Regions from separate parts of the Mus musculus genome. Here regions 1, 2, 4 and 5 are each linked to region 3. Evidence: chromatin loops called from intact Hi-C (ENCODE). Cell type or tissue: left cerebral cortex. All regions are shown on one strand.

Region 1 (5,000 bases), 67 kb before region 3:
CTGTCACCTGAGGGACTGGGCTCCCACCCCAAGAGGGGGCTGCCTCTGCTGAGTTGCATTCCTCTGGTCTCCTGGCAGGTGGTTGTGACAGAGCAGAGCGCTCTGGGCCACCCTCCACACAGTGCGCACGAGTGGCACTGCACACTCTTCCCTTTAACAGCAACCTCATCCTGAGGAACTTACCTGCAGGATCTGAGAACTCTGGGAGCTCAAGCACCTGTGGTGGCAGAAGGGAGGGCTCAGGCAGCTTTCCAGACTTAAGCATGTCTAGCTCCGCCTGCAATTCCCGCACTTTCTTTTTCAGGCGAATGCAGTTAGGACAAAAGGAGGTGGTAGGCAGCTCATGGGGGTCAGATGCCAGAGAGGCCTCTGCAGGGCTGTCAGCCTTGAATGATGTAGGCTCCTCCTCTTCATCTTCCAGTGGGCCCAGCTCTTTGGCCACCCTTTGAGGGACCTTCCAGTCCCCTTCCCCCGGGGTCCTGCAGATGCCTTGCGTCAGGGCAGCTCTACCATAGTCATCGTCCTGGTACTTGGGGACTTTCCGGATGACCAGGGAGGTGCTCAGGGCCAGCTGGCGGGCTTCCACGTTACCAGACTCCAGTGAGGCCTCTAGCACATCCTTGAAGATGAGATCTATTTTCTTCTTCTTTGCCTGAGGGTGTATGTCTCCCTCATCAAAGCTGCGCTTGTAAGGACTTCTGCCCTGCTTCAACACAGGGAACTGAGTGGGACCCCTTAGGTCTTCTGGGTTTTCCAGGGCTTGCTCAGCCTTCTCTCTCTGCAACCTCTTCTCTCCTAGGAAGGAAAACCAGGGTGTGAAGATGTGGGGGAAAGCCCCAAACAGAGAAATTGACAGGGAACAGAGCAGGCCTTCTGCGAGAGGATTGCCTGACACATCCACCTGGATCTGACCATCTGGGTCAGGTGAGACCCAAATGGAGAGAAGAACGGATCGTGGGCTCTAGAGTCACAGGACCTTTACAGAAAGGCCTCACATGGATAAATGCTACACTTGTGAGTTGGCATATGTCTCAAGCGGAGACTGAAAAGGAGTCATCATCCTATGGGGATGGGGCTTGCCATACTATGACCCCAGGAGACAGCATCTCACTCCATCTGACTAATGCAACAGCTTTCAGAGCTGAGTGTCTGTCTGCCCGCTATGGGACAAGCTATCCTTCAGACCTAGAGACTACACGGTGGTTGCAGGGCCTCAGTAGAAAGCACGGGGAAGCACAGGCCCTGCCTTCCTCCATGCTCATGGGCCCAGAGAGCCAAGGGAAACAGCCACCCTACAGCTGCTGCCTCTCTATTCTCCCAGCAGTCTAAAGATAAGAAATACACAAAGAAAGATGGGTCAAAGTCTTGTGGTTCTCAGTCATGGCTAAGGTTGAAAAAAGAAGTGGGGGTGCCTTGGGAAAGATTCCTAAACATACCAGAGTATCAGCCTCCCTCAAGATTAGGGCAAGGTAGTTGCGAAACCCAAAGTATTCTCAGATACAGCCATTTCCCCACCTGTCAAAAGATGCCTCTCTTTCCTTCATTTTTAATTACCTTGAAATGTTGGTGAGATCACCAATAGTAAGCTATTTTAGATCCTTTAGTGAGGCCAGCACAGACTGCTACAGAAGTGCTGGGATGCCCAGGGGGTGACATGCTGAGGAGAGTTGTTTCCCAGCCTTCAGAAGGTTCTGCCAGCAGAACCTGTGGGGTTGCGCAATCTCAAAGGCCACCTGAATTGGGCAGGGTCCTGGTGCTGCAACCTTGAGCCTCTGTTCAGTGTCCAGGCTTCTGTGAAAGGATTTGATAGGCCCTGGGTGAAGGTCAGGAGGCTCCATGCTTGGCCTCCCCCAGCTGCTTCCCTCACGCCTCTAGGCTCCCACAGAAAACAGCACAGCAGGGTTTAAGCCACTCAAGTCCCTATTCTGTCCTCACAGGCGCTGCTTAAGCAACAACCTCATCCCGGACTCCTGGCACTCGGGCGGCTCCCAGAAGCCCCTGTATCTGTGCCAGCAGAACTGCAGAAAGCTCGGGGGCGAGATGGAGCCCTTTAAAAAATGCCTTTTGTGAGCTGGAGAGACATCTCAGAGATTGGAAGCTCTGGATGCTCTTCCAAAAGACCTGAGTTCAGTTCCCAGCACCCACATGACAGCTCACAACCCTCTGTGACAGACTCTAGTCCCAGGGTACCCAGAAGATACCTCAAAGGGCAGCTGGCATACATGCGGTACACAGGCATATATGAAGACAAAACACCCATTACATACACTACATAAATCAAATTCAATTTTAAAAATGTAATGCAAGGTATTTGTGTCACAGGACAGGTGGGGTGCTCGCCAAGCTGAATCTCTGAAAAGTCAAGGGTGCCCTATTGCCTCGTCTTGGGCTCCCCAGACATCAGACCGTTGAAGATGCTGGGTGTTACATCACAGAAGACTCTCATTGTCTCTGTAATGGAAGATAAAGTCACCCATGTTTTCTAGGCTGAGCAGGAAAGCCTTCTGAACTTGTGGCTTCCATGTAAAATCCCTGGTCCACGGACAACCTTTAATAAAGGTCACCATGACTTCTATTCCAAATCCTCCACGACATTCATGGATAAAAATCAAAGAAAAAAATTTATAATCCCCACACAAATCACACAGATCACCTAAGTGTGTCGACTCGTATCCTTCAAAGATAACCACAAAGGAATAAAGAATATCCTCTCCAGGAGCTCTGGGCTCCACACAACACTCTTTCATTAAAAAAAAAAAAAAAAAAACGACAATAAGTACGATCTGGCTAAGCAGCCTCTGACCATGAAGATGCTCCTCTCTCTAAAAGCAAGATGCAGTGGTGCCCATCAATGGCCCCAGTGCTTGGGAGGTAGAGACGGAGGCTCTGGAGTTCAAAGCCAGCCTCAGCTTCATATGGAATTCAAGGCCAACCCGGGATAGATGAAACTGTGTCTCACAAAGGGGGCGCGGGGGGACTGGCAGATAGCTCAGCTGATAAGACGTTTGCTTTGCAAGTATGAGGACTTAAGTTTCAATCTCCAGAATTCACATTTAAAAACAACCAAAAAAAAAAAAAAAAAAAAAAAAAAAAAGCTCTGTGTTGTGGCAGGCACTTGCAATCCCAGTGCTGGGACGGTGGGTTCAGGTAGACCCCTGAGGTGCACTGACCAGCCAGCCTAGCACATTTTTCAAGTTCCAGGTCAGTGAGAGTTGTCTCAAAAGCAAAGCGATTACTGAGGAATGACACATGAGGCTGATTCATACATGCATGCACCTGCATATGAACACACATATGCACATACACAAACACATGTACACACACATGTACACACACGCACACACATATACATGTATAGCACATATACATATACACACACATGTACACACACGCACACACATACACACACAAAGCTAATATAGCTGTAATACCTTAAGTGACTGGGCAATGGGGACCTTTCTAAGCAGGGCTGATAGGTCATCCAAGACACATTTAAAGGTCTAGAACTCTGTACCTAACATCTAGCATGCATCCATCAGCTGCCAAGTCCCACGGTCACTCTCAAGGACCACTTCCATCACAGCTCCTGCTGGGTCCACTGTGGTTGCTGGTTTCTTCCTGAAGCCTACAATCCAGCCTGGTCACGGGCAGATAGATACCTTAATCCTGTATCTTCCAAGGCTCGCTCTCTCTCTCTTCTCAATCTTCCTGTGAGCCTTCATTTCCCCAAGCTCTCTCCTCTCTTTGAGATGTCCCTGGGTCTCAGGTCTTCTTGAGGATGATTCAGGTTGAGGTGCTTTGGAGAAGACAGGAAGACATATTCCAGAAGAATCCAAGATGGTGGGAAAGAGATGAATCTGTGCCACAGCAGCTGTGACCCATCTTGGTTTTCTTTTCTTTGGGTAATGTGATTCTTCTGGAACCCCCCTGGCTGTTTTTGTTCACTTCTGCTTTTATCGATGCAACTGAGGTTCACCAAACACTTCTGGAGGTTCCGAGGCCCACAGGAACCCTTCTGGAATTTCAGGAAGAGGCCAAACAGTAGCCACCCTTTATCCCAGAAGCATGCCATCCCAATGAAACCAGCATGGCCCAAGCTCAGCTCCAAAGGAGTCAGGAGATAGGCTTACCCACAGGTCTCTCAGCTCGCTGGCAACTGCCAGATGCTTTTGACTAAGTCAGACAGCTTTTGGGCACCCCAAGACCTGTTCTGCTTTGTCTTCCTAATCATCTTCACCTCAGTGAGTCATCTGCTCCCATCTCCTCCGCTCATCTTCTAAACAAGGCTATCCAGTGAAGAGGTTAGTTAAGATGACGGCGGAGAAGACGTTGGGCATGGCTCTGCCTCCGAGGACCAAATTGACTCTGGGTGTGTGAATGTACAGCTTCTGTGCAAAGATGGCTCTCTTGGAAAAAAGGACCTGGGTGCACCTGTGTACCCTGGCCAGGCTGAGGATGGCATCTACAGCTGGAGAGCCAGAGGCAGGGAGTAAGCCAAGTTCCTTTTAAATGAGCCATTCCAGTGGCACATGGATGGACAGCCAACCCACTATGTTCTCCCAGCCTGAGCCCATCTTCTCCTGTCCACTAGCCTTCCTCCGGTAGAAACCATTCCTTCATGCTGTGTATCATTTTGGCTCCCAGGAACAAGATCAACAACACCAAGGCTGGCTTTGTCTGGATAAAACTTAGATCCTCACTTCAGATGCCTCAAGTTGGAAAGCTGGCTCTGTCCTCATTAGTCACGTGACCCTGGGTAAGTCACTGCATTTCTGTAAAGCTCAGTTTGGACAATTGTACAATGGTGGAGCTGATGTCACGAAAATCACTGGTCTAGAATTTTACAGCCAAGGACTTAGTGACAGTCGAGGTAGAGATTGCATCAACGGTGGTAAGTACATTGCTCCACGGACTCTCAGAACATCTTGGCAGGTTAGTTCTCATTACCTTGATCCCATGGCAAAGTGAAGGCAACCCAGCTAGCACACAGGAAGTTATCT
Region 2 (5,000 bases), 89 kb before region 3:
CATCTGACATGCTCAGGTCTGAGCCACCCACTGACCTCATATGTTCTGTGACAGGCTAATGTAATCTCTAACGTGAAAATCTAATAAATGCCAACTTCTGGAATCTCCTGACCACTAGTGGAGAACTCTACTCCATGAACACTTGGTTTTATGTTGTATAAAAGTATCTTTAGGCTGGGTGTGTAAGAGGCACACGAAAGCATAGGGGTGCAGGCCTGGAATCCCAGCTTCTGTGAAGGCAGGAAGAACTCAAGACCAGGGTTGCCTGGGCTGCAGAGGAAGTTTGTGACCAACTGTAGTGACTTGGTATAACCCTGTCACCAAAGAAAAAGAGAAAAGAAGACTGGAGATTTGGCTCAGGGCTAGAATGCTTGCTTAGTATATGTAAAGTCCGAGGTTCAAGGCAAAAATGAATATTAAATGAATGTTATGCTTACACTTGAGACCCAATTCCAATTTGCATAATATATGCAAATATCCCCTAGTCTGTAAAACACACCAAATCTGAAATGTTTATGGTTCCAAACCTTACAGAGATAGGTATTCATCCTGTATGGCCAGTCTTCCACATTCTAATGCAAGGGTTAGACACGCATCTTTGTCTGTTTTGCTATCTCTAGACCGGTTCCTGACGTCTGGTAGATACTTAATACTGTTGAGAGAATGCACGGTCCAGTGGAGATGTAGGAAACCCCAAGAAGAAGCAGCTCACTTGCTCCCCTACAACTTTCTTTTCTCTGTACCCCTCCCTAGATGTGTCTGTCAAGGTGACCTTGAAACACCAGGCTCAGAAGCTGAAGAAGAAACAGACAAAACGGGCCAAGCACAAGATCAACCCCGTGTGGAACGAGATGATCATGTTTGAGCTACCGGATGACTTGCTGCGGGCATCCAGTGTGGAGCTGGAGGTGCTGGGCCAGGGCGAGGAGGGGCCGAGCTGCGAGCTGGGCCACTGCAGCCTAGGCCTGCATGCCTCGGGCTCTGAGCGCAGCCACTGGGAGGAGATGCTAAAAAACCCACGCCGGCAGATCGCCATGTGGCACCAACTGCACCTGTAGTCGGCCACCTGCCACCGGCCACTGACCGTCTTTCTTGGACACAGTCATCTTCCAGGCTCAGCTGTCAGTCATCCCTCGTGCTCTGTCCACATGCCTATACCCAAAGACAGATGCAGACGTGTTGGCTGAGGCCAAGACCTCATTCCTCTCTTACTGTATTCCCAATACTAAAAAGTGAGCGGTGGCGCCAGGACAGTGAGTGGGACTGGCACTCAGAAGACTGTATCATGCTCATCTGTGTTATGGAAAAAGATATGTGCCAGGTACCCTCAGTCGGCAGCCCCTGCTCACATTGAGCTGAAGCAGTGGTTCTTAACCTGTGTATCACAACCCTCTATCTCCAAAAAATATTTACATTATGATTCATAACAGTAGCAAAATTACAGTTACAAAGTAGCAATGAGAACAATTCTGTGGTTGGAGATCACCAAAACACAAGAAACTTTCTTATAGGGTCACAGCACTAGGAAGGTTGAGAATCACTGGCTGGCCAGCAGGTCTCTGGGCCACTGGGGGGTCATGCCACACTGATGTTCCGGTGGAATACACAAGCCTCTGTCCTTAGCTAGCACAGGGGTTCTGGAGCAGAGCAGGAGGGGCTGCGCTTGATAAGATCCCTTCTCCCCTATCCAGGCAGCCTTTCCTCTTGATCTCCGGGGGCCCAGCACCAGGACAGTGTGAAGGCAGGAACTCTCTGCTTACTTTATTTCTTCTTTTTTATATTTCTGCTGTTCATATTCCACTCTCGAGCTACATTGTGTGTTTTGACTGTTTTATTTAAGGGATTGGAGTGGGTTGTGTTTGTTTTTTTTTTATCACACGTAGAGTGCCCGTTCCCTGGCAGGCCTAGGTTGCCACTCCTCTGGAGTGTCTGCGGCATTCTGAGGACAGCTGTCATGTCACCCCCCCCCACCCCCAAGCTGACTCCATGTGACAGACCTGTTCTTCTCAGTATGCCTGTACTTCAGGACGAAGTAGCTCTGAGCTTGGCTTGTTCCATCTGGCTATGTAAATGAGGAGGTAGATGAACTTTAAAGAGAAAACGTGGTCTCTTGATAACATGCCTCCCTCCAGTTTGGGGGACATGTCCTTTAACTTGGAAATAACAAAAAGCTAGGTTTGATTGCCCCTGTTGATATTTCCAATAGATGCCCCACTAGGAATCAAATAAGTAGCTAGCTGCAGGGGTAGATACTTGTGAGCCGGAATTCGAGTTGTCATTACTTCCTTGCTCCACAGCGCCTCAGTGTGGCCACCTATAGCACAGCACCAATGTCATGGGAGCTTGCCAGTCCAGCTTCAGGAGGTAAGCAAGAGGCATCTTAGCGGGCATCAATTGTTACTGGTCAGTTGGTGGCACTTCCTGGCTCCTCCGTTGGCTGTGCTTCTTCTCCAAAACCTCCTCTGTAAATTGCTCAGAGATGTTAGACTGGGAACCAAAAACTTTCAGTCACCTTTTACATCGGCTTAATCTGTTTCCAGCCATTCCTGTAAGTCACCTCCGAATCAGCTTGGGAAGGAACCTCTCTATGTCTTTGCCAGGGAGTGATTTCTGGAAAGAGGTGGAAATAAAGTGAGAGGCCATTCCAGGCTGGGCTACTGCTGGGAGGTTAGGAGTTCACCCCAGTCCTCTGTGAATCCTCTCCCCAGGACAACTAGGCATCTATTTGTTGAGTGTTTGTCCACCAAGACCGTGCATGTGTCTGTCCATTCTGATTAGAGAAGGCTCTGGGGGCGAGTGAGTAGCTTATCACCTTAACGGAAACATCAGATAAGAGGAGTCCGGGACTGCTGTTCAGGCGGGCAGCTCTCAGATGTAAAGGGGCCCCGGGGGAAGGGGCAGTGTCTGGCCTGAACTGAGGTGGGAATCTTTGGAGGAGAAAGTTGGTCCTGTGCAGTGTTTCTACCCTTGCTGTTTCCTGTTGTTAGATGCTGCGTGTTTGTGATGCCATTCCACATAAAAGCACAAAAAGTCGCATGAGACATCGTGGTCACATGTCTGGTTACACTTTGGAGCACAAAATCTTACAGTGGTAAATAAATCGTTTTCCAATCGGGTTGGCAGCCCAGTGTTTCTCTTTGTTCCTTTACATTAATATTTTAGATGTATAAAATTCAGAAAAAAAATCTCGTGTATCAAACACCCATGAACCTCTGCCAACTTCAATAAACCTTGACGACCACAGTTGAATTTTCTTCTTGTGCCCTATACTGAGAAGACCAGGATCTTACATTCTGATTTGTTATTCTGAGCCTTCCTTTATATTTTTACTAAATGATCATTTGATCCCTGAGCACTAGTGAGTATTTGTGTGTTTCCAAGTTTTACTTCAATTCTTAAATTGCATCACACATTTTTTTTCAACATTAAAAATTTAAGCTTTATGCAGACATGTGGCTCTAACTAACTTCTCTTTCACAACTGTATAATATTCCACTGTATGGATCTGCCACAGCCCATTCTATTGATGTACATTTAAAACACACACACTCTCTCTCTCTCTCTCTCTCTCTCTCTCTCTCTCTCTCTCTCTCCCTCTCTCTCTCTGCCGTTGTTTCCCATGTACATGTATCGTCTCTTGGGGGAAATGTCGAAAAGTGAGTGGAGCTGCTAGGAAAAATAGAAAGAAGCGTGTGCATGTGTGTGTCTGTGTGTGGGGAAATGTTTGTGAGTGTAGGTGTGTGGGTGTGGGTGTTTGTGGGGGAGTGTGTTTGTGTGTGTGTGTGTGTTTGTGTGTGTGTGTGTGTGTTTTGGAGCTTTGACTTCATTCCTGGTAAGGAATATCCAGTGGGTTCTTGAGACTCTTCAAGACTCCCCCCAGCACCCCATCAGTGGAGGATCGAGGAAACAGAGGACAGACAGAGGCAATGGCCTCCTGGAATTCTGCCACCCTAAGCTACCCAGGTGACCCATCTCAGATCTGGCCTCTGAAGGAGGTGTCTTGAGAGTAAGAAAAGGATATTTGATTTTTATTTGAAGGGTTCACTTTATCTTATTTCTGAGACAGGGTCTTTCTCTATATTCCTGGCTGTCCTGGAAAACTCTGTGTAGACCAGACCGGCCTTAAAAATCACAGCTATTTGCCCACTTCTCCCCGAGTGTTGTGATTAAAGAGATGTGTCATCATGGCCGATCAAATTGGAAGGTTCTTAACCAGGAAAGACATCCTGTCAGTCATATGATATTTTCACATTCAGTCCTCACTTTTATACTTCCTATTCCCATTATTACGTCTTAATGGCAACTGGGGGCATTTGTATTTCTGTAATAAGATGGGCTAAGTGGACTTTATTCTACACAGCCAAATAGTATTCACTATAATTCACAGGTAACTGAAGACAGCTCACTGGAGCCCCAAACTAATGTTTGCTATGGCTATCTATAAAAGAGAAACGGTGGGGGTTACTGAATCAAGGGCTTTCCAGTGAAGTGACCTCAACAACAAATCATGCTCACCTCAGCCTGGAGCTGAGTCAGAGCCATGACCATGTAACACTATGTGGTAACTGTCCCTGGCCACTATTAGATCCCCAAGCTAGGTAACTGCCTCTGCACCTAAGCGCTCATATCTATACAATTATTTTGGACTAAATGACCTGCAAGCCCCTTCCAGCTTTAACATTTTTGTATTTCTGCTTCTTAGGGCCATTGCTATGATGAAACAACATGACCAAAAGCAACTTAGGGAGAAAAGGGTTTATATTTGGCTTACATATCGCACACATCACAGTCCATTGAGGGAAGCCAAGGCAGGAATTCAAACAGGGCAGGAACCTGGAGGCAGGAGCTGATGAGAAGGCCATGGAGGGGTATTACTTACTGGCTTCGTCCCCATGGCTTGCTCACCCTGCTTTCTCATAGAAAGAAGGGCTAGTGTCAGGAGTGGCACCTCTCACGATGGCCTGGCCATCTCCCATCAATCACTAAGAGAGAAAATTCCC
Region 3 (5,000 bases):
TGTCTGTGTGTGTATGGACCCTATCCAGGGAGCTCCCAGGGTCCTCTGCCTTTGCTCCAAGTGGCTGCTTTCAGGTGACATCCCACTTTCTGATCCTGACTGTGCCATAAGCTCTATACCTCTCACCCCACCTCTCAGAGCCTCAGTTTCCCGATCTGTAAAAACTTGTGGGTATCTCCAGAACAGGGATGTAGTATGGAGTGGCTAGCACTTGAGTGTACCCTAGTGATAATGGTTCACATGTTTAAAGAGGCAGGATTTGAAGACATGGGGCCTATTAGGAGGTCCCTGGGTTTCTCTTTCTCTCTCTCTCTCTCTCTCTCTCTCTCTCTCTCTCTCTCTCTCTCTCTTTTGTGTGTGTGTGTGTGTGTGTGTGTATCCTTAATGAGACTTCTTCCAGACTCTTTGTCTTACCATGTGATCTCCCCTGTCACATGCCCCTCCACTGTGCTATCCAGCACAATGAAACACTCCAAAGACATCTCCCTGGAGCTGGGGCCATGCTGTTTGGACCTTCAGATTCCAAAACTGTTAGCTAAATGAATGCCCTTGCCTCAGACAGTAAACGGCCTCAGGTGATACACAGTCTTGAGAAACTGACTTATACAGGACAGAGCTGCTTAGTGCCTGACAGGTGTAAGCCCTCGGGGACACTAGCTGATATCACCACCATTCCTTTCCCACCCTTGCACTGAATCACCCCTTATGTCAGCAGAGATCTCGGGGCCTCCCATCTCATCCTCTATCTCTCCTGGAATTGCCTATCATAGTTCTCTGGAGCTCAGTGCCACTGGGTCCAGACACCTGCAAAGACCAAGAGCTTTGCATCTGCCCTCGACCAGTGACTTACTGCTGCATCTGAAACCTTCCTGCTGGAACTGCAGCTCAGGGAGGCTCGGAGCACACTGCCTGTCCTCAGTCAGGGCCAAGTACTCACAGAGGGCATTCACCCAGCAGCTCTCAGACACAAGCCTCTTACCTAAAACAGGACCCATGGTCTGGTGACGATGAAAGATCATCACTAAGTAACAACAGGAATCCAAGGAGACGAGGATGAGACCAGAAACACCTGTAACCCAAGTTTAGCCTAACCCAGAAAGGCTTCCTGGAGGAGGTGACATAAGCTATCCTGTAAGAATAAGCCAACCTGGGTCTCAGTGGTTTCAAACAACAAAGGTCTATCCCTCAGTTGTACTGCACATTTATGGTGGAGCACCAAGGTACACTGCTCATGGAATGACACAGAAGCAGTTCCAATTCTGCTATCAGATGCCACACCACCAAGAAGGAGATCTTAGGAGAGTCTTGCATTGACAGCTAACTGCTTTGAGCCACAATCAACTCATGTCCCAGACTCACCAGCTAGTCACATGGCCTTGACCTAGAATAAGAGGACTGAAGGCAACCCTGTGGTATACCTGGAGCTGCTGGAAATATTTTTAGGAGGGCAATAAAGACCACCAGATACAGGGGCTGGAGAGATGGCTCAGAGGTTAAGAGTACTGACTGCTCTTCCAGAGGTCCTGAGTTCAATTTCTAGCAACCACATGGTGGCTCACAACCATCTGTAATGGGATCCCATGCCCTCTTCCGGTGTTGAGTGATTGTGTGCTCACATAATAAATCTAAAAACAAAAACAAAAAGTAAAGGCCAGCAGACATTTCCACACCACTCTGCCCCTCACTGTCTTTCATTCATTCATAAATCCTAGGTCAGGATCCAAGAGAGGCTGGCCAGGGCAGGCTGGGCTGGGCTGGGCAACAGAGAGGTGAGAAGGGCAGGAGATGAGGCTGAAGATAAGGGAGAGTCATGTTATAGGCTTTACAGTTAGCAACAATTTGATCCTTTATCAGAAGTGCACCAGGCAGACTGGAGGGGGAGCGGGAGCAGGAACTAGGGAGACTGAGGTGACCCCAATTGTACCACGGGGAACAGGGCAAGAGCAGGTGCCTTATCTCAGACCCTAGCAGTTGTCCTGGGAACAGGAAGTACTGTTCCCCAGTGTGCTAGTGGGGAGAAATTAGGAAGCCAGGATGGGTTGGATTCACTAAAGAGAGCTCCCTGGGCTTGCAGATGGGTGGACTGACTGGATGAGGCAGGCAGGGACACACTGAGATCAACCCTGGAGGAAGCTTATGGAGGAAAGCCAAGTGAGAGACCACAAAGGCAGCATAACTCCAACCCCCCAACTCCTCTTCCAATAGTCTTTGCCTCTTTCAGGCTTTCTGATAATCCCACATTGAATCTAAGTGAAGAGTAAGCCAGATGAAGGACTCTCATCAGACACCTCGGAGAACCAACCTAAGAAACATTTGGACCAGAAAGCTCCAGGCTGGGGGTGATGGCCGTGATGACAGAGCAAGGGCCCCTGGGACAAGTGTTCCTCATTTTTGAGACGGATACTCAGAAGGTACCACACCCTGAGAGCATCTGCTCCTTAGGGGCACTGTTAGTTAGGGGCTGGGTGGAGCAGGCTGGGGTCTGGCAATCGTGATTCCCAAAATGGTTCACAGAGCATCGCCCAGGATCACAGCTCTAGATTCTGAAACCAGGAGTCTGACCCTGGGCCAGGTACTTAATTGATCCTATCTCAATGCTCTCCCAGCTGACTCCCACACAGGCTGTACTGGACCCACTGCAGGGAAGGAGAATCCCCTTGAAGAGATCAACTACAGCCCTGCAAAATCCAAAGCCCCGTGGGAAGGATCCTGAAGATGTCCTTTCCAAGAAACTAAATAAACCAGGGGGTCTGGGCCATATGCCCAGAAGGTTCCCAGCAGAGACCATACTCCGCTCCCCAGGGATGAGGGGGATATGGGACTTCTGACCCATACACCCTACACCATCAACCAAGACCTAGGAAAGTCCCTGCCTTCCTCTTCGGGGGACAGGGGTGCCACGGGAATCACACTTCATGGAAAACTATTCTGCTTCAGATAGACAAAACTCCCAAAGTTTATAGGGTTCTCAAGATGAAAAGAAGGCTCCCTTCACTGCTCGCAGTCCCCACGCACAAAGGACTGGGCGTGCTTCTTTCTGATCACTCTTAATCACAGACCACGGCTGTCCTCCACACGAAGCCATGGTCAAAAAAAACAAAAGACAGACTTTCCTTCTCTAGGTCATCAACTGATTCTAAGGGTCTGAGCTCCAACTCAGATGGGCTCAAGACACTAGCAACTTTTTGCCTTATTAGCCCAAGGCTGCTCAGTAGTCCCTGCAGCGACTTGCCTAGGGCACGCTGGCCTTGACAGAGGAAGGTCATTGGCCACCAAGTTTCTGCAGTTTCTGCATCACATAGTACCTTGGGGACCGGGAATGAGGAGGTGGGGGGTGGAGACGACACTCAGGGGCGAATTCCCGAAGAGTCCGTGCTGCAACCAAGACTTAAAATAGATAAAAGGCACGCCCTCCCTCTGCCGCCCCAGGCCCGCGGCAGGTCACAGAGAGGCATGCGGTCCCTAAGCCCCCCAGCCCGGCCCCGAAGCACCGGCGACCGGGTCCCTGCAACTAGGCCAGCGGCTGCATCCCGCCCTCGCCCCGCCCTGCCCCCTGTCTACGCGCTCTCTTTGCGAACGCCGGGCCCGAACAGCCGCTCCCATTGGCCGGCGGCCGCGTCCGTCAGCGCGCGGCGGAGCCGAGGAAAAGGCTACAGTGGAACAAGGCGGGCGAGTGCGCGGAGGAAGGAGGCGGAGGCTGGGCCGCCCGAGGCCCGCGTCGGGCGGTGGCGACGACCTGCGGGCCCGGGCCACCTTGAGACCCGCCCCGCTTCCGGTGCTCCGGTCCGTGCCCCGTCGCCTGCCTGCGCCCCCGCTCCCCAGTGTCCCCGCGCGCTCTTCGCCGCGGCCCCCGCGCCGGTTGGCGAGCCGCCCAGCGTCTTCCGAAGCCATGTTCACGTTCATGGCCACGGTGGCCACCGGGCCCACTCACCTTCGCGGGCTCCCACGCGGGGCGGCGAGCCGGGCCGGGGCCGGGGCGGCGGGACGCGGCGGGACGGGGCGGCCGCGCGCGGGGTCCCCGGCCGGGCAAAGTTTCAGCGCCAGCGGCAGCGCGGCGGCGACTCGCTGCTGCTCTCCTCCCCTGCTTTGACCACCATCTTATTAGTACAGGAAATGACATGGAAAACGGAAGAAAGCGGCGTTTGGGGCAGACGCGGACCCCCCAATTCAGGGGGCCGGAGCCGAGCCTCGCTGAGCCCCGCGTCCCCCGAGCCGGCCCCGCGCGGGAGCTCGCGCGTCCCCGCCGCGCGCCCCACGGGGAGGGCGACGCTGCGGAGGAGGAGCGGGCTGCGCCAACTTTGTGCCTGGGATACTTTCTGGGGGTCGTGCTAGAAAGTTGTGGCGTTTGCGCAAGCCCATCCGAGGGTGCCTCCTGGCTCTGCCCGGCTTCGACGTTGTCGGTCTACAACCCAATAAATAGTCAGAGGGCGATAAATGCGTTTATAATTTTAACCCTTACAGGGTCCTCTTCCGGGCCCCTTTAACCCTTTGGTTGCTCAGCCGTTTGGAAGTATCAACTGAAGTTGGGTAACATGCGTCCCATAGAACACCAAGGGAAAAGGGCCCTGGGGCCTGTGAGAAAAATTAACTATTTACGTGGGGACTAAAGGGTGAGTGTCACTTGCTGTTCAGATCAAAGTACAGTACCAAATCTGAATACAAAGCTGGAACGGGACTGTGTCCTAACTTAACTTGCCTAGTGCCTCATTGTATCCATCTGCAAAATGGCACCCAGCAAGAAAGATAGTGAAGGGATGTAGTAAGGCTGGGGTGTTTAAAGGAAGTGTGAGTGGTCAGAGGGAACCAGAACAACCCTACCCCAAGCCCTTCTTTGTAATGACCCCAAGGGGAGGCTGCTGCAGGGTGGGTTCCCTGGCCGAAGGAGGGCCTCACCTTAGGCTGGAAGTTGCCAAAAAGGATTCTACCTGAGTAAGAGATCTTGGAAGGCCTGCCCAGTGCCAGGTAGTCCAGGAAGGTCCAGATAGTCCCAAGAAGGTGTC
Region 4 (5,000 bases), 140 kb before region 3:
GCCCTCCATGGGTGCAAAGCACTAAACAAACATGGAGTAAGAAAGCCACCCAGTTCTACAGTCCCACAGAAACCAGAACTCTGCCAAGCCTTCTCCTGCAGCAGGGGAGCAGGGGACACTGGGCAGCTCTGGGCACTTTCCTTAGTTTTGTTTTCCAAAGAAACAAAGGCTTAGTGATAGTTTTTCTCAGAGAGAGGGGGGAGGAGAGGGAGGGAGAGGAAAAGGAAAGGAAGCTACCTTCTAAATAGGTCAAACAAAAGGATGGACCACCACAATGTTAACTGTGTAAGTATCACAGAAGGCTGCCGTTGGTTCCCCAAGAATAATGGCATTCACCAACTCACTTGGACAGTTCTTTAGGCAGACAGGAATCATCACCCCCTTCATAAGAGAGGGCAGGGACCTTGGCAAGGGAGAGCACACATCTGAAGGTCAGTATAGAATCTGGTGGGTTCTGTTTGTTGAGGCCACAGTAACTGCTGAGGTGGACTTGCCCTGCAACCCGGCACTAAAGAGTTTTCTAAGAAAAAGCCTGTCCTCGTCCTTGGTCATGAGATAAGCTCACCAGTTAGTAAGTAATGTGTACCACTGTAGTACTTAGGGCTCGCTCTCAAAAGACAGGGACAACAGGATAGGTGATAGATAGATAGATAGATAGATAGATAGATAGATAGATAGATAGATAGATGCACATACACACATACATACTTATAAACATTGATACATACTGGATAGGTAGGCAGGTAAGTAGGCAGGTAGATAGATGATAGGTTCATAGATATATAGATATATTTACGGATAGATACATAGATACACCATACCCCCATAGAACATATCTTAATACTTCCTTATCTTTTTATAATCACAATTGATTGGCTAGGCTGGCTGACCAGTGAGCTTCAGGATTTCACCTGTCTCTGCCCTGTGGTGCTGAGGTTGCAGACATGCACCTCTGTGCCCGATTTTTACATAAGTCCTAGGGATTTGAACTCCGGTCCTCACGTTTGTGAAGCAAATCCTTTACTCCCTAAGCCGTCTCCACTGTCTGGTTTGTTGACTGACACATCCCCAAACTGTCATAAGTCCCTGCTAAATGAGTGTGTATCGAACATGACTGTGTAGATTGGCAAGGGGATAAATGTCTGAGATGGGTCAGTATGAATTGTGCCTGTACACAAATCTGATTCCTGTCACCACATCTTAGAGGAGGGGTCCCAAGCCAGAGTGGCACAGGGTCCTCAGGGCTGGATCATAGGCTGATTCACATGGTTGGTGGCAGTCACATGATTCCGAGGAAGCCATCAGAAAGCACTCGGACAGCAGCTGCCAGCGTGGAGAACCCACACACACACACCTGCGCTCCCCCCTCCGCCCCTCCCCCAGCTGCTGAAGCAAGATTCCCAGGAGGCCATTGGATTCTACATAATTGGAACCTCTCAGGAGGACATTTTATCAGCATAACGTGGAGTCCAGAGACAAGGAACGCTGGCAAAGCTCTGAGAGCATTCCCCCTGGGAGAGGCTAGCTGGTTGCTGCAGTAAACCCTCCCCCAACCCCGTATACCCCATGTCCCCATCTGTAAAATGCCTCCCTACCCCCGCCCCTGTAAAATGAGGGCACAAACTACCATCAGGAGCCTCATACATACTTCAGAGAACCGAGCCATTGGTGCTTCGGAGAGGTGGGTGGGAGGTGACGAGGCTAGCCCAAGCGACTCTGCCCTCACTCTCCTCCACCAAAGCAGCCTGTCCTTTGTTTTCTACTCCACCCATCACTGTGACTAGACTCCCTCCTGCACCCAGAAAGCACCTGATTCACATTCTACAATGCTGTTTTAAAGGACAGAAATCATTCCAAGGCCAGTGCGCATCACGTGACGCGCATTAGGCTGAACCTCCGTGTCCACTGCATAGCCGCCTCACCATTTTCAGACACTGAGCTTAGCCTTTAGGACGGTTAAGGCTTCCCAGCTGCTTTCCCTGTGGGACTCAGGTTCACTGGGGCCACTTCCTTCTAGACAAAAGCACGACGCTGATCTCAGCCTGCCTGACCGCTGAACAGACACAAACCAGGGAGATCCGTGGCCCCCTCCACAAGTGGGAAGCAGTAGGGAAACCTACAAAAGTCTGTTCAGAGTCCGTCAGGGAATCAGTTATCCTGGACAGGGATGGCACAGGGGCTGTCAGTGACAGTTGGTGTCATTTTAGAAGGATGTAGTATGCCTGGCTCTGTTCGGGGCTGAGAACACACCAATGAACAGCACAGACCCGTTTTTCCCTGTCTTCCTAAGGCCTTATTTCCAGAGAATACTCAGCAAGATAAACAAGACAGATAAGCAGTGCGCTGTGGAAGATTAAATAGTGTAAGCTCAAACGCTTGAAAAAAAATACAGGAAAGAGGACCAGGAGGTGATGGGGCAAGAGATGGGGAGGATGAAGCAGAGAGATGGTGATTTCAGATGTATCAGGTCCTTGAAGACTGCTTAGAGGACACTAGGCTTGCAGCAGATGCAGAGAGGGAACAATTCCTATGATGGCCTCTAGGGGGAAGCATTTCCTCATTCAAGAAACAACTTCTGTCTAAAACTATTTCTAAAATAGGGGCGTCTTTGACACAGAACCTGAAGAACCCCTGGGGAGAGAATACTGATCTCTGATCTGGCAAACATGGGTTCCCACACTATAGGATCCAGCTGTGACATGCTTAGGACCTATGCACTGTGTGCATCGCACTTCAAAAATCAGTCACAATGACACCCACGCCCTAAGCTTTTATTTTAATCTGAATCACCGTTGCATTGTTTTGCCCCCACCCCCTCTAGCAAGAGCTGCCATTCTCCTCAGATTTCTCAGATTTTACGTAATGGGATTAGTACCGACAGAAAGCTCCGACAGGTAGGAAGAAGCACTTAATGACTGTCAGCCTCACCTCCGGAGCACACCCACGGAGCCTCCTTTGTGGTTCCTGGTCTGTCCCCTGTTCTACAGTAAAGGGAGAACAAGCAGATTTGCCTGGAGTCTGAGGGCAGAGTCCTAGAATGCTGGAATTTTCACCAGCCTGTTGTTTTTGTTACTATTATTTGTGCACACGAGTACAGTTGCCCAAAGAGGTATACCTGAGCTGGGTCTATGCTCCCCTCCCACATATATAGCAGATATACAGCTATCTGTGGTGGGGGAGCCTAGGTCCAGCTCAGGTATTGGATCTTCTCAGATCTGGAGTTACAGGCAATTGTAAACTACTTGATATGGGTACTGGGAAACAGAACTCAGATCCTCCGGAAGAGCAGTAAGGGCTCTTACCTGTTGGAGTATCTCTCCGACTTTTATGAATAACTCACCCTAATTCATTAGCAACTCTAAAGGCACCAATGACCCAGTGGATCTGGGCAAAGCACCCATCTTGGGTTCCATCAAACAAATGCTCCAGACTTCTCGTTTGTTGGTTGACTTCTCAATTAATTAAAACATGTGGGGTTATGTTGTGTTGGGTTTTTTTTTTTTCATTAACTATTTTATTGATTCTCTTTACATCCTAATCACGGTCCCCCTCCTCCCAGTCCCTCCTCACTCAGTCCCCCTTCCCCTTCTCCTCTGAGAAGGGGAGGACCCCTTGGGTATCACCCCACCCTGGCACATCAAGTCACTGCAGGACTAGGCTCATCCTCTCACTGAGGCCAGACAAGGCAGCCAGTTATGGGAACCCGATCCACAGACCCTGTTGTCTAACAGATTTAGGGACAGTCCCTGCTCTAGAAGACCAAGTTGTATATCTGCTATATATGGAGGGGAGGGCTAGGTCCAGCTCAGGTATGCTTTTTGGTTGATAGTTCAGTCTCTGGGAGCCCCCAAATGTCCAGGTTAATTGACTCTGTTGATCTTTCCATGGAGTTCCTGTCCCCTCTGGGTCCCTCCATCCTTTCCCCAACTCTTCCACGAGACTCCCAGAGCTCCTTCTGATGTTTGGCTGTAGGTCTTTGCATTTGTTTCAGTCGGCTGCTGGGTGGAACCTCTCTGAGGACAGTTATTCTAGACTCCTGTCTGCAAGCATTACAGAGTATCATTAACAGTGAGTGTCAGGGGTTGCTTCTTGCCCATAGGATGGGTCTCAAGTTAGGCCAGTCATCAGCTGGCCAGTCCCTCAGTCTCTGCTCCATCTTTGTCCCTGCATGTCTTGTAAGCAGGATTTTGGGTCCAAGGTTTTGTGGGTAGTTTGGTGTCCTCATCCTTTGGGGTCCTGCCTGACTACAGGAGGTGGCTACTTCAGGTTCCATATCCACCACTGCTAGGAGTCTCAGCTAGAGTCACCCCCACAGACTCCCGGCAGTCTCCCCCATCCCAGGTCTCTGGGTCCTAGAGATAATCTCCTCCCTGCTCAGTTCCCACCTCCATCTGCCTCCAATGACTGTTTCATTTCCCTTCTGGGTGAAATCCAGGCATCCTTGCTTTGGCCTGCCTTGTTATTTCAGTATCCTGTACTTAAAAGCTAGTATCCACTTATCAGTGAGTGCAAACCATGCATGTCCTTGGATGATATTTGCTAGTTACATCTATTTGTCTGAAAATTTCATGCTGTCCTAGTTTTTTAATAGCTGAGTATTTCATTGTGTAAATGTACCACATTGTCTGTATCTGTTCTTCAGTTAAAGGACATCTGGGTTGTTAACAGTTTTTGGCTATTACAAAGGAAGCCGCTATGAACATAGTGGAGCATGTATCCCTGTGGTATGGTGGGGCATCTTTTGGGTATATGCCCATGAGTGGTATACCTAGGTATTCAGGTAGAAATATTTCCAATTTTCTGAGAAACTGCCAGATTGACTTCCATAGGGGTTGTACAAGTAAAACATGTGTTTTGATAATGATATCAACAGATATTAAAAGGTCTGGATATGAAATCAGCTATCCCTAGGTAGGTGAGAGACAGGGGTAAGGGGAGAAAGGTGATGTCAATTAGAGTGTGGGCTGTGGGCTATGAGCATCATCGAACAGACTGAGGCA
Region 5 (5,000 bases), 130 kb before region 3:
AACTCAACTCCTCTAAGCCACAGGAAGTGGTTTAAGGATAATGTCGCCCCCTGTCCTCTCTATCTTTTCTTCTCTCCTGTCTAGGGTTAGGGGGTTGAAAGGGTGGGAGAAAGGAGTGGAGAAAGAAAGAAGAGTCCACAAAGTAGCCTGAGACAGCTTCAGTTACTCCCCAGGGTCGGCTTGACAAACCTCCCTGTGAGACATTCAGCCTTTGTTTCATCTCAAAGCACTGAAACCTTCCATCTTCCCAAGACACTCCGATTTACTGATGTCACGTCATGTGTGTTAATGATCACTGTTTGCATGATCATTTTTATGGGTCACTTTTGTGTCTAAGACATTGTGAGACAAGATTCTACCTTTAAAATAAACTGATGACTGAGCAACAAAATCTGTGGACACTGCAGCTTACGTTTTTAATTTATTGTGCACTAGCATTACTGTTCTTGGCATGTGTAATTTAAGATTGTGTGTGTGTGTGTGTGCGCGCGCGCATTCATAAGTATACATGCATGCATGAACGTGTATGCATGTATGTTTGTGTATGTGCATGCATGCATGTGAATGTAAGCATTTTGAGTATAATTTTGACTTCTAACCATTTTTGAAAAACAGTGTTTTCAAGGTCCTTATTTTCTCAAGCCTAAGTTAAATACAACTCTGAAAATTTAGATCTAATTTATCTTAAAGGTCATTATAAAACTAAACTGCTAGCCTATACTTGCCTGCTTCAAGCTTACAGATTTTTTTTAAAAATGTCATATTTACAAATGATACTGGTGTCTCTTATATTACATCTTAAATATTATTTAAATCCCCTCTTCCTTGTAAGCACACTTGCAACAATAATTAATCTCTGAGCCTTCAGCCTTGAAGAGGAATAAACTAATGTAAATAGATACCCATTAAATTATTAAACTGATAACCCAAATGTAAAGGAAATGGTAAACTGGGAGGAGACAGAAATGTCCAACTTTAAACCAGCATTTTGGTTGCATTCTGCCCTGAATGAGAAGTCATTGCTTTGAGCAAAGGTGGTTTCTAAATGCCCATTATACCAAGACTTCAATGGTAAAAGGGTTATCTGTTCTAAGATGACACAGAAATGTGCCATGTTTCATGCTGTACTTATAACTGCCAGATATTGAATACATGATGTCCGTGTTTTCTGCTTTTTAAATATTGCTTTCCTTGATTTTTATGGAACTATAATTATTTTAGGAAAATATTTCTAAAGTTTATAAGGGAAAATTTCAAGGAACCATCAGAGGGAGAGAGAGAGAGAGACAAAGAGAGAGAGAGAGAGAGAGAGAGAGAGAGAGAGAGAGAGAGAGAGAGAGAGAGAGATTGAAAATATATTTTGCTAAAAAGAAACTGAAAGTGATAATATACTATGCTGTCACCTGTATTCTTCTCTAACATGAGTTTCTATTCACTTCCCCAAAATGAATCTGATGTAACCAAAATAATAGAACAAATGAAATTGTTAGTCACAAAGAGGAATTACAATGGTTTAGGTATTGAAGACTAATCTTTCCTAAAACTAAAACTAGCACTTCTCGTAAAGTTATAATTCTACCATCAAACGTTAAACTTTTTTGTTTTTAGTACAAGGAGCTGTAGATGCAGAGAGAAACGTGTGATTAATCTAGTTTAAAATATGGCTTTTGGTTGTTTAAAAAGCCTGTTTCCCTCATCCCTTTATATCTTCATCCCATACTGTGTTCTTGATTGTTTTTTTCTGTGGGTATAATACTAGTATACATCACATGTAAGCGTTATGTCAGTTACAGAACAGGGGAGGATGGAGGGGAGGAGTGGAGGATGGACAGGATGGGAGGGGAAGGAAGAAAGGAGGAAAGACCAGATCTGAGTCATAATGGCTGTTAAAATTTGATGTGGTCCAGGCATCTCTTCCTTAGTGGCTTTTCCCACTAATTCTCCCTCTTCCCCTCCCCCTCCCCTTCCCCTCTCTCTGGGACCACCTTCCTGCTGGCACTCCGGCTTCAGATTTAGCAGATACTAGGAACAAGCCTTTCTAGTGCCACAGAACACACACACACACACACACACACACACACACACACACACACACACACAATATTTGGCCTCATGCAAATGAGACGCTTGGTCAGCTGGGGGCGCTGTGGACCAAAGTTCCCAGAAAACAAAAAAACAAAATTCAAACCAAACCAAACCAAACCAAACCAAACCAAACCAAACCAAACCAAACCAAACCAAACCAAACCAAACCAAGCTGTTGCACCAGCTGTCTGCACTGCAGATTGACTAACTAGGACTTTTAAGCTGTTGCGGGCCCAGAGGCAATTATCTTTCCTAACAGTCATGTGTGTGGCCCACTACTGGGTCTGACCTGACATTCTGGGACTATCTGGTATAAATCCTTTGGGATGTATCAACAATCCACTAGCTTCTAGCAACTCGAAAGCTGAGCACACCATCAGATGGCATCTGGAGCCTGTACCAAAGAGTGTGGTCTGAGTTACTTTTCTGTTGCTGGGATAAAATACCATGATCAAAAGCAACTAAGTAAGCCTTTATTTTGGCTTACGGGTTTTAGAGGGTTAGAGTCCGTAACTCCAGGGAAGGCATAGTGTGGCAGAGCCGGAAGCTGGATGGTCACATTTCATCTGCACACCACAGGAAACTGGACAGTCACGTCTCATCCACACACCAGAAGCAGAAGGATCAGAACAGGAAGTGGGGCAAGACTATAAACCTCAAAGCCAGTCTCAGTGAAATACTTCCTCCAATAAGACCCTACCTTGGGGACTAAATGTTCAAATATGTGAGCCCATGGAAGCCATTTCTCATTCAAACCACCACACCTGCTTTGCTAAAACCTACAAAGCTGCTGGTTCCACTGAGGAAAAGTCTAAGTGACTTGACTATTTTGTTCTGTTACCATTTTTTTTTTAAATCATGAAATAGTTACCACATTTTGAGGGCAACCTGAATCCGTGTTCCTGGGCCATGGTCACTCATATTTGACTCTTTACACTGTCATGTGTTTTATTACAGGGAGAGTGTGGTCAATGAGATGCAGCACATTTGATTTTGGCTCCATAAGATGAGAATGGTGCTAACCTGGTGTGGCCGTGATGCAGTCCTCACTTGTCTATGGCCATGCTCCTGTCTTAGAACACTTGTCTAAGGACAGCCCTTAGAGAGCCTTGCGAGAACAGACATACTATACCATGGGTTATAGAAAATCACAGGGCATAGAGTTGTGTTCATGACAATACTTGGTCAAAGCAACGAGCCACTATCACTGGTTCATGTATTTACTGCACTTACTATTATAAGCATTTTCTAATGCATTCCTTATAATAATTTTAAAAATTACTACTGTGAAACAATGATACTGGATGCAGCCTCTGTGCAGCCTCCAGTCATGGCTTCCCGTAACTGCATACAGGGGACCAGGGAGGTTGGCTGATCTATGTGTTCTGGTCTTTGTAATTGCATCCTATGATGAGATTGTGGCTTGAAGAATTCTCAGAAGCTACCCCATGGTGTATTTGAATTTTTTTTTTCTCCAGGATGAAAGCCTTTCTGGATCTTAGAGACTGGGAGTGACTCTTCCTTATTAGACTAGAGTGACTATTTAAACATCCACACATATATCAAGATAACAATGAAGGCATTTCATCCAGAGGTTGGGGAGCAGCCCATAGAGAGCCTTCTTCTGCTTAAAATGCCTGCCCCCCCCACCATCTTGCTCTTGTCTGACCTTGGAAGCCTGGCAGCCAGAATATTCCCAATTATCCACCAGCCTCTTCACTGTCTCATCCATTCTTCCAGGATGACTCTGTCAACCACTTTTATCAGACCACATGATTTCATTTGTCAAAGAAACCCAGCCATGCCTTTTCATTAAAGACCATTTCTCAGATATCAGTCACAGGAAGTGTAAGTTATCCCTTTGATGGTGTGTGTGAGGCCTGTCTGGTTGGCTAGCAAAGGCATCCCAGCATCCTGACAACCCCTGGGGTTCATCTGTCTTGGACTCCACTCTTGGCTCTCTAATAGGTTCATTGCATATGAAAGAGATGAGAAGTAAACTCTTCTTCCTAGGCTGGGGGCCACTGCAGCTGCTAGCATCCCAGTAACCATAGCAACAATGGACCACATGGCAGGTGTCTGATGTCCATCAGACATTTTCTGGTGTTAAGTGCTCTTCCTCCTCCTTCCATCCATGTCTTCAGTAGATTCTATTCTGACTGGTGGCATTAAGAGTCTCCCAGGGGAGCAGCTCAGGCCTGGGAGACCTGCAGCCAGCTGCCTTAATTAAGCCTCTCGTCTCTCCAGAATGTTTAGCAATGCCAAGCTCAGGAGCCAAAAGAACCTCCCAGGGAGGTTCTGATGAGAGAGGCTGCTAAATAGAACGCAGGAGATGGGGGTAGGGTGGGTGTTCAAGAAGTACAGTTCATAGTTGTAAACAAATGGAGCTTAATAGGAAATTATTCCTGGTGTAATGTAGAGCAAGCACACAAGTAATAACTGTGGGAAAGTCAATGTAATAAAATGGAGGTGATCTCGAAAATGGAACTCCCTGCAAGCTGCCAGAACCCCTAGGGAGATGATCACGTGGGTTACTTAACAATTATTGAGTGCCTGCTGTGTGCAGTCATGAGTAACATGCAGCCTCTAATTTTTGAATAAATGAATGAATCTGCAGCCTACTAGGGATGCCTGAAGAGAAGCAGGACCAACCTTGTGGCAGTGTTTGCATCTGAGTTGCTCCTGGGGTCCATCCACGGAGAACCTTTGAGAGTTTATGTCTGTGACAGTCAGGGTCCAATGCAGGCTTCAGAAACATCCGTTCTGGTAGATGTTGAAAGAATTAGAAAAACAAGCATATTACTTTGAGCAAAGAAATGATTTTTCTCCTGTACCCATCCCTTAGGAGAACTGGCAGTCGGGGTTTTCTTCCTCTTCGAAGCTGGCTGCCATGCTGGGAGATGCTCGGGCCACAG

The links. Peaks named below come from ENCODE experiments on the same cell type or tissue, not always from the same donor. Only the 100,000 strongest peaks of a DNase experiment are listed, where the experiment ranks them.
Region 1: it touches region 3 in a loop (2.1-fold over the local background); 8 of 42 quality-filtered maps call a loop at or near these places.
Region 2: a loop joins it to region 3, with 2.0 times the contacts of the local background. A loop is called at or near these places in 3 of 42 quality-filtered maps.
Region 4: a loop joins it to region 3, with 3.0 times the contacts of the local background. A loop is called at or near these places in 7 of 42 quality-filtered maps.
Region 5: a loop joins it to region 3, with 2.5 times the contacts of the local background. A loop is called at or near these places in 7 of 42 quality-filtered maps.

The regions. Positions count from the first base shown.
Region 1 is chr2:92,975,067-92,980,066 of GRCm38, forward strand. It overlaps Prdm11 (PR domain containing 11), which reads right to left. Exons shown (of 8, transcript NM_001368848.1): 7 at 184-795. Among named protein-coding and RNA genes, the nearest start is that of 4631405J19Rik, 52 kb to the right of the region's middle. In left cerebral cortex, no CTCF peak of the experiment used is centred here; no DNase peak of the experiment used is centred here.
Region 2 is chr2:92,952,610-92,957,609 of GRCm38, forward strand. Syt13 (synaptotagmin XIII) reads left to right here. Exons shown (of 6, transcript NM_030725.4): 6 at 754-3,442. The coding sequence ends at 1,058. Among named protein-coding and RNA genes, the nearest start is that of Gm13791, 35 kb to the left of the region's middle. In left cerebral cortex, CTCF peaks have their summits at 2,306 and 2,505; DNase peaks (open chromatin) are centred at 1,045, 1,892 and 2,290; H3K27ac peaks cover 875 bases.
Region 3 is chr2:93,042,048-93,047,047 of GRCm38, forward strand. Prdm11 (PR domain containing 11) reads right to left here and starts at 4,118. Exons shown (of 8, transcript NM_001368848.1): 1 at 3,932-4,118. In left cerebral cortex, no CTCF peak of the experiment used is centred here; DNase peaks (open chromatin) are centred at 3,071, 3,625 and 4,138; H3K4me3 peaks cover 1,934 bases; H3K27ac peaks cover 1,318 bases.
Region 4 is chr2:92,901,980-92,906,979 of GRCm38, forward strand. The region is part of intron 2 of Gm13791 (a long non-coding RNA gene); the gene reads right to left. Among named protein-coding and RNA genes, the nearest start is that of Syt13, 11 kb to the right of the region's middle. In left cerebral cortex, a CTCF peak has its summit at 2,536 (motif pointing right); a DNase peak (open chromatin) is centred at 2,538.
Region 5 is chr2:92,908,435-92,913,434 of GRCm38, forward strand. It overlaps Gm13791 (a long non-coding RNA gene), which reads right to left. Exons shown (of 5, transcript XR_001783401.2): 2 at 4,738-4,848. Among named protein-coding and RNA genes, the nearest start is that of Syt13, 4.2 kb to the right of the region's middle. In left cerebral cortex, a CTCF peak has its summit at 2,144 (motif pointing right); a DNase peak (open chromatin) is centred at 2,133.